Linked DNA regions of Homo sapiens: region 1 is linked to region 2. The links are chromatin contacts, found by Hi-C or POLR2A ChIA-PET in ENCODE. All regions are on one chromosome and are shown on one strand. Each heading gives the region's core, a stretch centred on a gene start or an enhancer-like site at or near the end of the contact. The rest is flanking DNA. Distances are from core to core; before and after follow the strand shown.

What was found. Hi-C counts contacts between places; a loop is a spot of excess contacts on that map. ChIA-PET counts read pairs that join two places held with the same protein, here RNA polymerase II (POLR2A). Pooled maps may share reads with other maps.
Region 1: a loop to region 2 is called in a pooled map, with 3 times the contacts of the local background. The contact joins two enhancer-like sites. A Hi-C loop is called at or near these places in 2 of 50 pooled maps. POLR2A ChIA-PET finds 5 or more read pairs at or near these places in 5 of 52 experiments (OCI-LY7, PC-9, WTC11 and 1 more).

Annotation. Positions count from the first base shown.
Region 1 is chr1:153,596,195-153,601,272 of GRCh38, reverse strand. No RefSeq gene overlaps it. Among named protein-coding and RNA genes, the nearest start is that of S100A16, 14 kb to the left of the region's middle. Within about 2 kb of position 2,277, at least 8 of the 41 ENCODE cell types and tissues checked have a DNase peak (open chromatin) inside an H3K27ac peak, as active enhancers do.
Region 2 is chr1:153,745,111-153,750,825 of GRCh38, reverse strand. INTS3 (integrator complex subunit 3) reads right to left here. Exons shown (of 30, transcript NM_023015.5): 4 at 3,756-3,869; 5 at 3,463-3,547; 6 at 2,071-2,137. Among named protein-coding and RNA genes, the nearest start is that of INTS3, 20 kb to the right of the region's middle. RefSeq lists enhancers at 4,572-5,311, 5,312-5,715. Within about 2 kb of position 1,250, at least 13 of the 41 ENCODE cell types and tissues checked have a DNase peak (open chromatin) inside an H3K27ac peak, as active enhancers do.

The DNA of each region.
Region 1 (5,078 bases), core at 1,028-3,527, 150 kb after region 2:
TTTTTTTCTTTTTTTCTTTTTTTTGAGATGGAGACTCGCTCTGTTACCCAGGCTTGGAGTGCAGTGGTGCGATCTCGGCTCACTGCAACCTCCGCCTCCTGGGTTCACGCCATTTTCCTGCCTCAGCCTCCTGAGTAGCACCCGCCACCATGCCCGGCTAATTTTTTTGTATTTTTCTTAGTAGAGATAGGGTTTCACCATGTTAGCCAGGATGGTCTTGATCTCCTGAGCTCATGATCCACCCGCCTCGGCCTCCCAGAGTGTTGGCATTACAGGCGTGAACCATCACGCCCGGCCATCAGGTGGAGTATTCTATATATACTCTTAGGGACAATTGGTCTATAATGTTGTTTAGGTTCTCTGTTTCCTTATTGATCTCCTGTATGGTTGTTCTATCATACATACATATTTTAAATGGATGATGGAGGCCGGGTGCAGTGGCTCATGCTTGTAATCCCAGCACTTTGGGAAGTTGAGGTGGGCAGATCACCTGAGGTCAGGAGTTCGAGACCAGACTGGCCAGCATGTTGAAACCCCGTCTCTGCTAAAAAATACAAATATTAGCTGGATGTGGTGGCACATGCCTGTAATTCCAGCTACTCAGGAGGCTGAGACATGAGAATCACTTGAACCTGGAAGGCAGAGGTTGTAGTGAGCCGAGATCATGCCACTGCACTCCAGCCTGGGCAAAAGAGTGAGACTGTGTCTCAAAAAATAAATGAATAATTAAATAAATAAATGGATGGTGGAGGGTATCAAGTCATTGTAATATTTAGATTTATTTATTTATTTATTTATTTATTTTTTGAGGCAGAGTCTCACTCTGTCGCCAGGCTGGAGTGCAGTGGCACGGTCTCGGCTCACTGCATCCTCCGCCTCCTGGGTTCAAGCAGTTCTCTGCCCCAGCCTCCCAAGTAGCTGGGATTACAGGCATCCGCCACCACACCCAGCTAATTTTTTGTATTTTTAGTAGAGATGGGGTTTCACCGTATTAGCCAGGATGGTCTCGATCTCCTGACCTCGTGATCTGCCCACCTCGGCCTCGCAAAGTGCTGGGATTACAGGTGTGAGCCACCGCGTCCGGCCTGATATTTAGATTTAATTGAACATATATTTAGAACAGAATCTTAGCAGTTATATTCTAAAACGTTGCAATATGTAAAACACTTCAGAAACTGCACACTTGGCAATGATTTAAGCATGATGAAAAATCTTAGCTGTCAACCTGAAAAATGTGCAAGCCAGTACATAGTTTACGAAATTCCTTTAGGGCTCAAGAAAAGAACAATTCCTTTAGGGAGCACAGAAACAAACCTTGTGAAGACAGACTACTGCTTTAGGGAACAGCAGGGTCACCAGCAATGCAGAGTAGGTGCTACCTAGGAAGGCTTCCTAGAGGAGGCATGAGCTGGGCTGGAACAGAAGGCAGGAGAGGGGCAGGCCTGGAGGGGGTGAGGAGGAAAAAGGCAAAGAGCCTTCTAGAAGACAGAGCAAAGATGATGGTGCCAAGGCCTTGTGGTGGTGAAGGAGGTGGCTCCTCGAAGCCCAGGGGATGGGGGATCTCCTGGAAAATCCTGGAGGCAATTCAGGATAGAGCTGCCCTTCCTGCCTCCTCTCTCATTTTCCAGTCCTCAATACTGTGCCTGTTCCCTCTCACCCCACTCAGCATTCCCATCTTTCCTTCCAAAGGGAGAAGGGGCCAGATGTGGTTGCTCACGCCTGTAATTCCAGCACTTTGGGAGGCCGACGCAGGCAGATTGCAGGCAGATTGTCAGGAGTTCAAGATCAGTCTGGCCAAGATGTTGAAACCCCGTCTCTAATAAAAATACAAAAAATTAGCTGGGCGTGGTGGTGCACACCTGTAGTCCTAGCTACTCAGGAGGCCAAGACAGGAGAATCGCTTGAACCTGGGAGTTGGAGGTTGCAGTGAACCAAGATTGCACCACTGCACTCCAGCCTGGGTGACAGAGCGAGACTCTGTCTCAAAATAAATAAATAAATAAATAATAAATAAATAAAAGGAGTTGGAAACTGGTGAGAGAGGGCAATATTATCTCTGCATCAGAGACAAGAGAGAGACTCTCTTAGGAGGGGTGAGGGAACAGCTGCAGGCTGTTTGGGCCAGCCCCATCTCTGTCCCCAGGACCACTTCTGCTTTCTTGAGAGAAGATGGGCTTTGCTCCCCTCACTGCCCGCAGTACTTGGATGAAACCAGCCCTTCCACCCTACCAAGACTGTAGGACAGCTGGCAGGAAATGAGTATGTGTGTGATGCTAATTAGAAGCCTGTTGCTAGGGGGTTTAAGGGCTCTGGGGAGGAAGCCGAACTTCAGAGGAGGTCAGAGGACTGTAACAGCAGGCAGAGCTTTGGCTTCAGAGCCTGGAGCCACAGAGATCCCAAAGGAGAAAAAGCAGCCACTGGAGGGTCAGTGGGCTCAGCCTGTGGCCTCCCTCAGGACTGCTGGGGCAAGAGAAGGGCATGCCTCCCTTACCCAGGAGCTGTGAACCAGGTGCCTCCCTGAGCATATCAGGAGAGAGAAGAACCAGAAGCAGGTCTCTGTGGGGCCTCACAGTGGAGCAGAGAAGGCCTTTCCTCCGTCTGGGGTCCAGCGCTGGCCTGGCCCAGTGTCTGACCCTCTTGGGACTGAAGTGGTGGGTGCCCAATAAGTTGTGCCTGTCAAACCCATCTATAGCAGACCTGTCATTGTTTTTTATTTTTGAGACAGAGTCTTGCTCTGTTGCCCAGGCTGGAGTAGGGGTGTGATTACGGCTCACTGCAGCCTCGACCTCCCCAGTTCAAGCAATCCTCCTACCTCAGCCTCCTGAATGGCTAGGACTACAGGTGCAGGGTCACCATGCCTGGCTAATTTTCAAAAGTTTTCTGTAGAGATGATGTCTCTTTATGTTGGCCAGGCTGGTCTTGAACTCCTGGGCTCAAGTGATCTTCCCACCTTGGCCTCCCGAAGTGCTGGGATTATAGGTGTGAGCTACCGCACCTGGCCTCAGATCTATCATTCTTTAGGGTGAGAGCCTAGCTCATTTTGTCACATAGGGTAAGAAACCTGAAACTATCTGTGTCAACTTTTGTATTTTCTGTAAATTTGGTTTTATTTTACATTTAGATTCCTAGTAAAGTCCCTTTTGAAAAACTAAACATACTTTCTTTGTCCAGTGTTAAAAGTGTTGTTTTTCGCTCGGCATGGTGGCTCACACTTGTGAGCTCCCATCCCAGCACTTTGGGAGGCTGAGGAGGGAGGTTTGTTTGAGCCCAGGAGTTCCAGACCAGCCTGAAAAACACAGTGAGACTACACACACACACACACACACACACACACACAAACACACACACACACAAAAGTGGATTTCTTTCTTTTCTTTTTTTTTAGAGACAAGGTCTCACTCTGTCACCCAGGCTGCAGTGCAGTGGCATGATCCTAGCTCACCGCAGCTTCAAACTCCCTGGTTCAAACGATCCTCCTGCTTCAGCCTCCCAAAGTGCTGGGATTACAGGTGTGAGCCACTGCACCTGGCAAAAGTTTTTTTGAGACAGAGTCTCTCTCTATGGCTCAGGCTGGAGTGCAGTGGTGCAATCTTGGCTCACTGCCATCTACGCCTCCTGGGTTCAAGCAATTCTCCTGCCTCAGCCTCCAGAGTAGCTGGGATTACAGGCACCTGCCACCATGCCCGGCTGATTTTTTTGTATTTTTAGTAGAGATGGGATTTTACCATTATTGGTCAGGCTGGTCTCAAACTCCTGACTTTGTGAGCTGCCCGCCTCGGCCTCCCAAAGTGCTAGGATTACAGATGTGAGCCACCACGCCCGCCTGGCAAAAGTTTTAATGAGCACTTTCACATTCAAGGTTTTTTTGTTCCTCTTAACAACTGCAGTGAGATAAGTATCATGACCCACATTTTACACATGAAGATGTCAAGGTTCAGAGAGGTGATGTGACTCAGCCAAGGACTCACTGTTGATGATCAGGAGACTTGTGACTCAGACCCCATCTTTTACTAACTCTGTGTGGACTGCCCAAAGGGCAGAGGTTCTTGTCCGGTTTTGGCCCCAATAATTATGGAGGACTAAGAGTGTCCCTCAGAGGCCCTGTATAGTGGCTGTGTTGTTTCTGCTGCAGACTCATTTATTCATTCAGTAAGAATAAAGTACCTTAAGGCCAGGCGTGGTGGCTCACACTTGTAATCCCAGCACTTTGGGAGGCAGAGGTGGGCAAACCATGAGGGCAGGAGTTTGAGACCAGCCTGGCCAATGTGAAGAAATGCCGTCTCTACTAAAAAAAACCAAAAAACAAAAAAAACCCCCAAAAATTAGCCGGGCGTGGTGGTGCACGCCTGTAATCCCAGCTACTTGGGAGGCTGAGGTGGGAGAATCATTTGAACCCAGGAGGCGGAGGCTGCAGTGAGCCAAGATCGCCCCACCGCACTCCAGCCTGGGCGACAGAGCGAGACTCCATCTCAAAAAAACAAAAAAACGAAACAAAAAGAATAACGTACCTTGTACATGCCAGACACAGTAGATGCTATAGCAAAAAGAGTAGAAACAGACATGCTTTCTGATTTTATGGGGCTTACAAGTTGGAGGAAGAGTCAGCAGACAGCCACATGGTCACATAAACAAGTGGATAATTACAAATTGAGATAACTTCTAAAGGATCACATTTGTAGGAATTTTTAACAAAGAAACTTGACTTAGCGTTTGTGTGGGAAGATCCTTGTGGAAGGGACACTTGAGCTGAGATCTGAAAGATAAGCGTAAGTTATCCATGCAAAGGGAGCAGGTGAGAGTGGAGTTGAGGAGGAAAAGGACTTTCCAGATAGAGGGTCCATCATGGGCAAAGGCCCTATGGCAGGAGGGAGCATGATGAGTTTGTAACTGAGAGAGAGCAGGCATGGCTGAAGCTCAAGAGCAAGGAGGAGAGAGGTACCAGGCAAGGATGGAGAAGTAGGCAAGGCTGGAGAAGTAGGCAAGGCCTTGGGGGACACAAAAACCAAGGAATGGTTTTTCTAGTGATGTGAGAATGTGTGTGTGTGTGTGTGTGTGCTTGTGCATGTGACATAGATTTG
Region 2 (5,715 bases), core at 1-2,500:
ACTTAGCTTCCAAGAAAATAACTCTCTTTGTTGACTCATTCATTCAAACATTTACTGAGTGCCTATCATGTGCCAAGCAACATGTGAGGTACTAGGGACAGAATTAACCACAGTATCTACCCAGGTCAGACTATGGGGAAAAGCTGGGTAAGTGTCCCTAAGTCAGTGGTTCTTAAGTGTGGTGCAAGAACATGTGGGGACTGCCAAGACCCTTTCAGGACCTGGAGTTTTGAGAACATACTGTGCTAGCTCAGTCTGCTTATCATTAGCAGCTCACCATGCCACAAACCTTTCCCTGGCTCTATCTAGTCACTGATACACAACGAGTCCCCACTCCCACACAATGAGTCACCTGTCCTAAATCACAACCTGAAAAAAAGAACCCGATTTTGGGTGGCAAACTCCTTTTCCCATGAGTTTCAGAATATCCCTGAGGGAAAAGGGGGTAATGAAAGATTTGTTCCCAGTTGCTTTAAAAGGAGTAGAGAGAAAGACACAGTGGGGATATTCCTAAAACTCTAATCCTGTCTCTAAGTGACAAAATTGAGACGCTGTCTCCTCCCAGCAAACAATTTGTAATGGCTTTGGCCCCCCTGTTGGAAGGCAGGGAACTGCAGGAAGATGAGATGGTGTTTAATTAGTCCAAGCAGGCCACATCCTGATTCCGGAAAACTACTCAAGCCACCTAATTAAAAGACTCTGTGGCCTTTTCTTTTCACAGAATGGATACACTAGCCAAGGTTACTGGGGAACGTTTCCTCCCCTACCTGCTACCTTTTAACTCCACAGCCCTAGAAACATTTGGAAGGGAGTGAGAAGGAGGGTGTAGGAGAGGACACAGTTTTAAATTTCTAGGTATTGACTTTCACCAAAAGATGTAAGTTTTTTGGAGGGTAGAAAACAGGGCAGTTATCTGGCTGTTATCTGATGCCTGTACAGGAAATTCAGCTTTAAGGTATGGGGACAGGACGTATTTGGTACCACGAATAAAATAAGAAAAATCACTTTTTAGAAAGATTGCTAGCAAAGGTAACGAAATTACCTGAATCCTGGAATGGCATAATAAAGAGAAAGAAAGAGTTGAAAGGCCCCCTGACCCAGGACAGTAAAAAGGAACAAAGACCTATCTGGTAAGAAGAGACTGTTAGGATCTCACGTGCTAGTGCAATGACACCAATAACAGAAGTGGCTCCAGGCCCAGATGTGGCTGCACATCCGTGCCCAGAGCACTAGGTGGCACTGCACAGCAGACAGGGCAGGGCTCTCAGACCTGGGCAGAGCACAGCACACAGCCATCTCTTTCACAAGTGTGAACGTTGGGAGGAGGTCCATTCTTCTGAACTACAGATAGTATGGACACTATTAGCCCTCTCAATCATTTGACTACTATGGTGTCCTCAATCAGAAAAGAGACTTAGAAGTCAAGCAAGAGGAAGACTGAAACCAAGGGGAAAGCCTCACCTCCAAACAAGTTCAGATGTGGAATAGCCCTCATAAAATTTCTGGCCCTTTATTTTGATGGATAAGGGAAAGAATCAGCCAGAAAGCCCAATATGTACCCCCTGATGCACCCTCTACCACTGGAACCTCCAAACCCTATATGCAAACTCCAGCAGGATTCACTAATCTCTATTACCTGCTCCACCCCAACTGCCCCCTGTGCCACTTCAAAAAGAGCAGGGGTTGGATGGAGAAGCTTGCAGGGGAGAAAAGGATACCTGCCAGGCGTGGGTGTTTGGCTGGCCCAATTCTACTGAGCTCATTCCTCCCCAACTTCCCCCTAAGATAAACATTCCAAGGAGGTCTGGATCAAAAATAAACCCTTATCAGATGAAGCCAGTTTTTCTGGGCTATGCGATATTTTGGCAAAGACCTCTTTCCCATTCCTTCATTCCTTGGGCATTAATTTCTTCACTTGCCAACAATACACTTGTCTCTCCCTCTCCTTGCCTCCCCCTCTCTAACTTAAGGTGTTCTTGGGCCACACAATCCTTTCATCCCCATTTCCCACACCCACACTCCTAATGGCCATTATCTGGCCTGTACCCCACCCTTCGTGGTGGATGCTACCTTTGCTCTGTCAGGATATCCAGAACACTTTCTGCCAACCAGATATTTTTGGCTGTAACATCTCCACCTGATTTCAAAAGGGGAAAAAAAGAATAGCTCCGATTAGCAAGTCAGCCAATCCAATACATCTCTTCACCCATTCTGCTGGTCCACCCTGACTGCCATCCCATTACTGCCATCCCTTCACTGCTGAGATAAACTGCCTTCTGTTCTGTCAGGCTTTAAAGTTTCACCCTTTGCCTCCAGAAAGAAGGAAAGGGAAGGTTCTGAATTTTTCTAGAAACCAGAGCTGCTACTTTCCCACAGATTGTGAGTTGGAGTGGGAACATTTTGGCCCTTGAAAATGAACGTCTGAGAAGTAGATATAAGAAGCCCACAGTTGGAAAGAAAGGATGATATCTCAGATAGAGCCTGAGAAGTACAGGTGGCTGACAACAGCTGCAGTCTAGCAACTGGATGTCCTGAGTCCTGCACTGAGGCCCCCAACAGGCCAAGAGTTTCTTATTTCCAGGTAACAGTCTTTAGTGCTTGCTATGAAACTCTGTGGGGCAGAATTAACACACAGCAATGCCATACCAGTCTTGGGATAAGAAGCAGGGGCTGGAAGTGCCAAACAGGGAAGAAGTGCCAGGAAAGAGGATAAAAATAGCTACAACTATGCCTTGCCCCAGGTCTCAATTAAAAAATTCAATGTTCACAAAGTCACATATCACATAGATTAAGGTTCATACACATCAAAACAGGAGCATCAGTGTTACATAAAATTTTAAAGAGGAAGCAAGTCCCAGTGGGCTAATGGTGAGGTAGTAGCAGGTCACTTTTAAACAAACACATGCAATCTTGGGAGTAGCCGCTTGAATATGCGATAGCTCAGACAGATGTCACCGATGCCAAGATGAGAATAAAACCTAAATGTCAGGGTCTGTTCTGTGACATAGTTTGTCCCTCATTCTGGCCCCAGTAAAGGGCTTAATTATTAGGGAGCAAGCGTTCAGATAATGGGGGTGGAGCCAGGGAAGATGTCTAGGTTTCTGAAAGCACAGGGACTTGAGAACAAATTAATTGCCCTCACTTCTCTCCCCATTTCTTCCTGCTCTGAAATGCTATAAAATCTCAGAGTGAAGACTGGCTAAAATAGGCCAAATATTCTGTCAAGCCCTGGGTTTAGCAGGAAAGAAAATGAGGCAAGACTTACTGCTTTAAAAGGCCCCCCATGATTTTTCAATCAATTTATTTCTACAACATATGTGGCCAGAAGATGTCTGTATCAGAAGGAAACAGTCTAAGCAATCCAAGAATTCCATCCCTTTGGCACTTAATCATTCTCCATTGTCTCTATGTAGTCTCTGGGCTCTCCTCCTTTCTTCTTTATGCTCCTGCCATCAAACTCACCTGCAATCTGCTTCATAAACGTCATACAAACACCATCGGCTCCCAGAACCCCACTCTTCACCAGTTCCCGTACCAACCACACCAACTAAAGGAAAGAGGGAAAAACAGATGAAGAGCAGGAACTGTGAGTTTGAGAAGGGAGCTAATTCAATTACAACTGAAAGGAGCACATTACAATTTAGACACACAATGATAGGGGTGTGTTAGCCCTGATTCCTCTTTCCCGTTCCTGACAGAGAGAAGATCCATCCTCTCTCTTTGAGCTGGATCTTGTCTTTTCTTTCTGGCCTTACCTGAGTACGGCAGGTATCCTGCAGCTTCAGGTACTTCTCCATAAGTATCTGGTTGATTTTATTCAGGACAATATTCATGCCATCACGACTCACCAGAGCTAAGTCCCGGTAACACTGTGAGAAGTAAAGTTTGTGATCAGCCAGCAAGCTGAGGATAAGGTCCTCACCCCACCCACAGTGGACCCCTTGCCCTCTAATCCCTTAAACTTAAATAACACCAATAAGACACCGAGTAGCAATGAAATACTTTTCATTCTGGACACTTTCTTTCCACAGGGGTCCTGCATTCCCAACCTATCCCTTGTTCTGTCACACAGAGTGGGGAAAAGGTACTGGTTATCCTTTAATGAGGCAGAAAAGCCTGCTGGGCAGCCAGGTGCAGTGGCTCACGCCTGTAATCCCAGCACTTTGGGAGGCCAAGGCGGGTGGATCACGAGGTCAGGAGATCGAGACCATCCTGGCTAACACGGTGAAACCCCGTCTCTACTAAAAATACAAAAAAATTAGCCGGGCACGGTGGCGGGCACCTGTAGTCCCTGCTGCTCGGGAGGCTGAGGCAGGAGAATGGTGTGAGCCCGGGAGGCGGAGTTTGCAGTGAGCGGAGATCGCGCCACTGCACTCTAGCCTGGGTCTAGCCTGGGCGACGGAGCGAAACTCTGTCTCGGGGGCAGGGGAGAGAAAAGCCTGCTGGGCAAGGCTCCTAGTACTATCCCTGTCCCCCCCACTTCCCATCTTAGGAAGTGTCATACTGTTTGATGCCACAGGCTGAGCAAAACCAGGTGGAGGCCATCTGCTTTTCACCTGCCAGTCAGTAAAAGGTCACTGCAAAATGGGTTTGGTTGAACAAGCCAAAAAGGATCCCAAAGAGGTTTTTAGACCAGTACTGACCCAGTCAGATACAGCAAAGGGAGTAGTAAGGGAAGAAGATCCAGGGCAGGGCCCTAGACAGTTAAGGACAGAACCAAAACTGATATTTTTTTGAATTTTTAGTTTTTTTATACTTGGGGTCTTACTTTGTTGCCTGGGCTGGAGTGCAGTGGCATGATCATAGCTCATTGCAGCTTCGAACTTCTGCGTAGCTGGTACTACAGGCATGCACCACCACGCCCAGATAATTTTTAAAACAGTTTTTTCTAGAGACAAGGTCTCACTATGTTCCCTAGGCTGAAACTCTTGGCCTCAAGTGATTCTCCCACCTCGGCCTCCTCAGTAGCTGGAATTACAGGCATGAGCAACCATACCCAGCTGAACTAAATATCTTTATTCTTTTCTCTGTGATGCCCTTTCCTTCTGCCACTTATTGAAAAAGGAAAGGTGCTTTAGCATACCAAATCCTGGGGGAGGTAAGGGAGGGCATGCTAATTTCTTCTGTGAGATTATTGCTTCCCTTCCCCCCTTAGTTTTTTTTTTTTTTTCACTCTGTCTCTATTGTGAGACCAGACTCCTGGAGGAATACCTTAGGGGGCCTCATTAGCAACTTCCTTAGCCTGCTGAGTTCTATCCCGTCAGGATCTCATCAGAAAGAGTAGAAACTAGGCAGGTAGCTTCCCACAACCTCTGAAGACCAGTAGCAAGGATGGCATCAAAAATAATAATCATATAGTATAGCAAGGGCCGGGTATGGTGGCTCATGCTTGTAATCCCAGCACTATTTGGGAGGCCGAGGCGTGTGGATCATCTGAGGTCAGGAGTTCGAGACCACCCTGGCCAACATGGTGAAACTCCATCTCTACTAAAAATACAAAAATTAGCTACGTGTGGTGGCACGTGCCTGTAGTCCCAACTACAAGGGAGGCTGAGGCGGGAGGATCACTTGAACCCAGGAGGTGGAGGTTGCAGTTAGCCAAGATCGTACCACTGCACTCCAGCCTGGGTGACAGAGACACCCTGTCTCAAAAAAAAAAAAAAAGTACAGCAAGGATGTTGTTATACTATAGCAAGCAATAATACAGCAAGGATG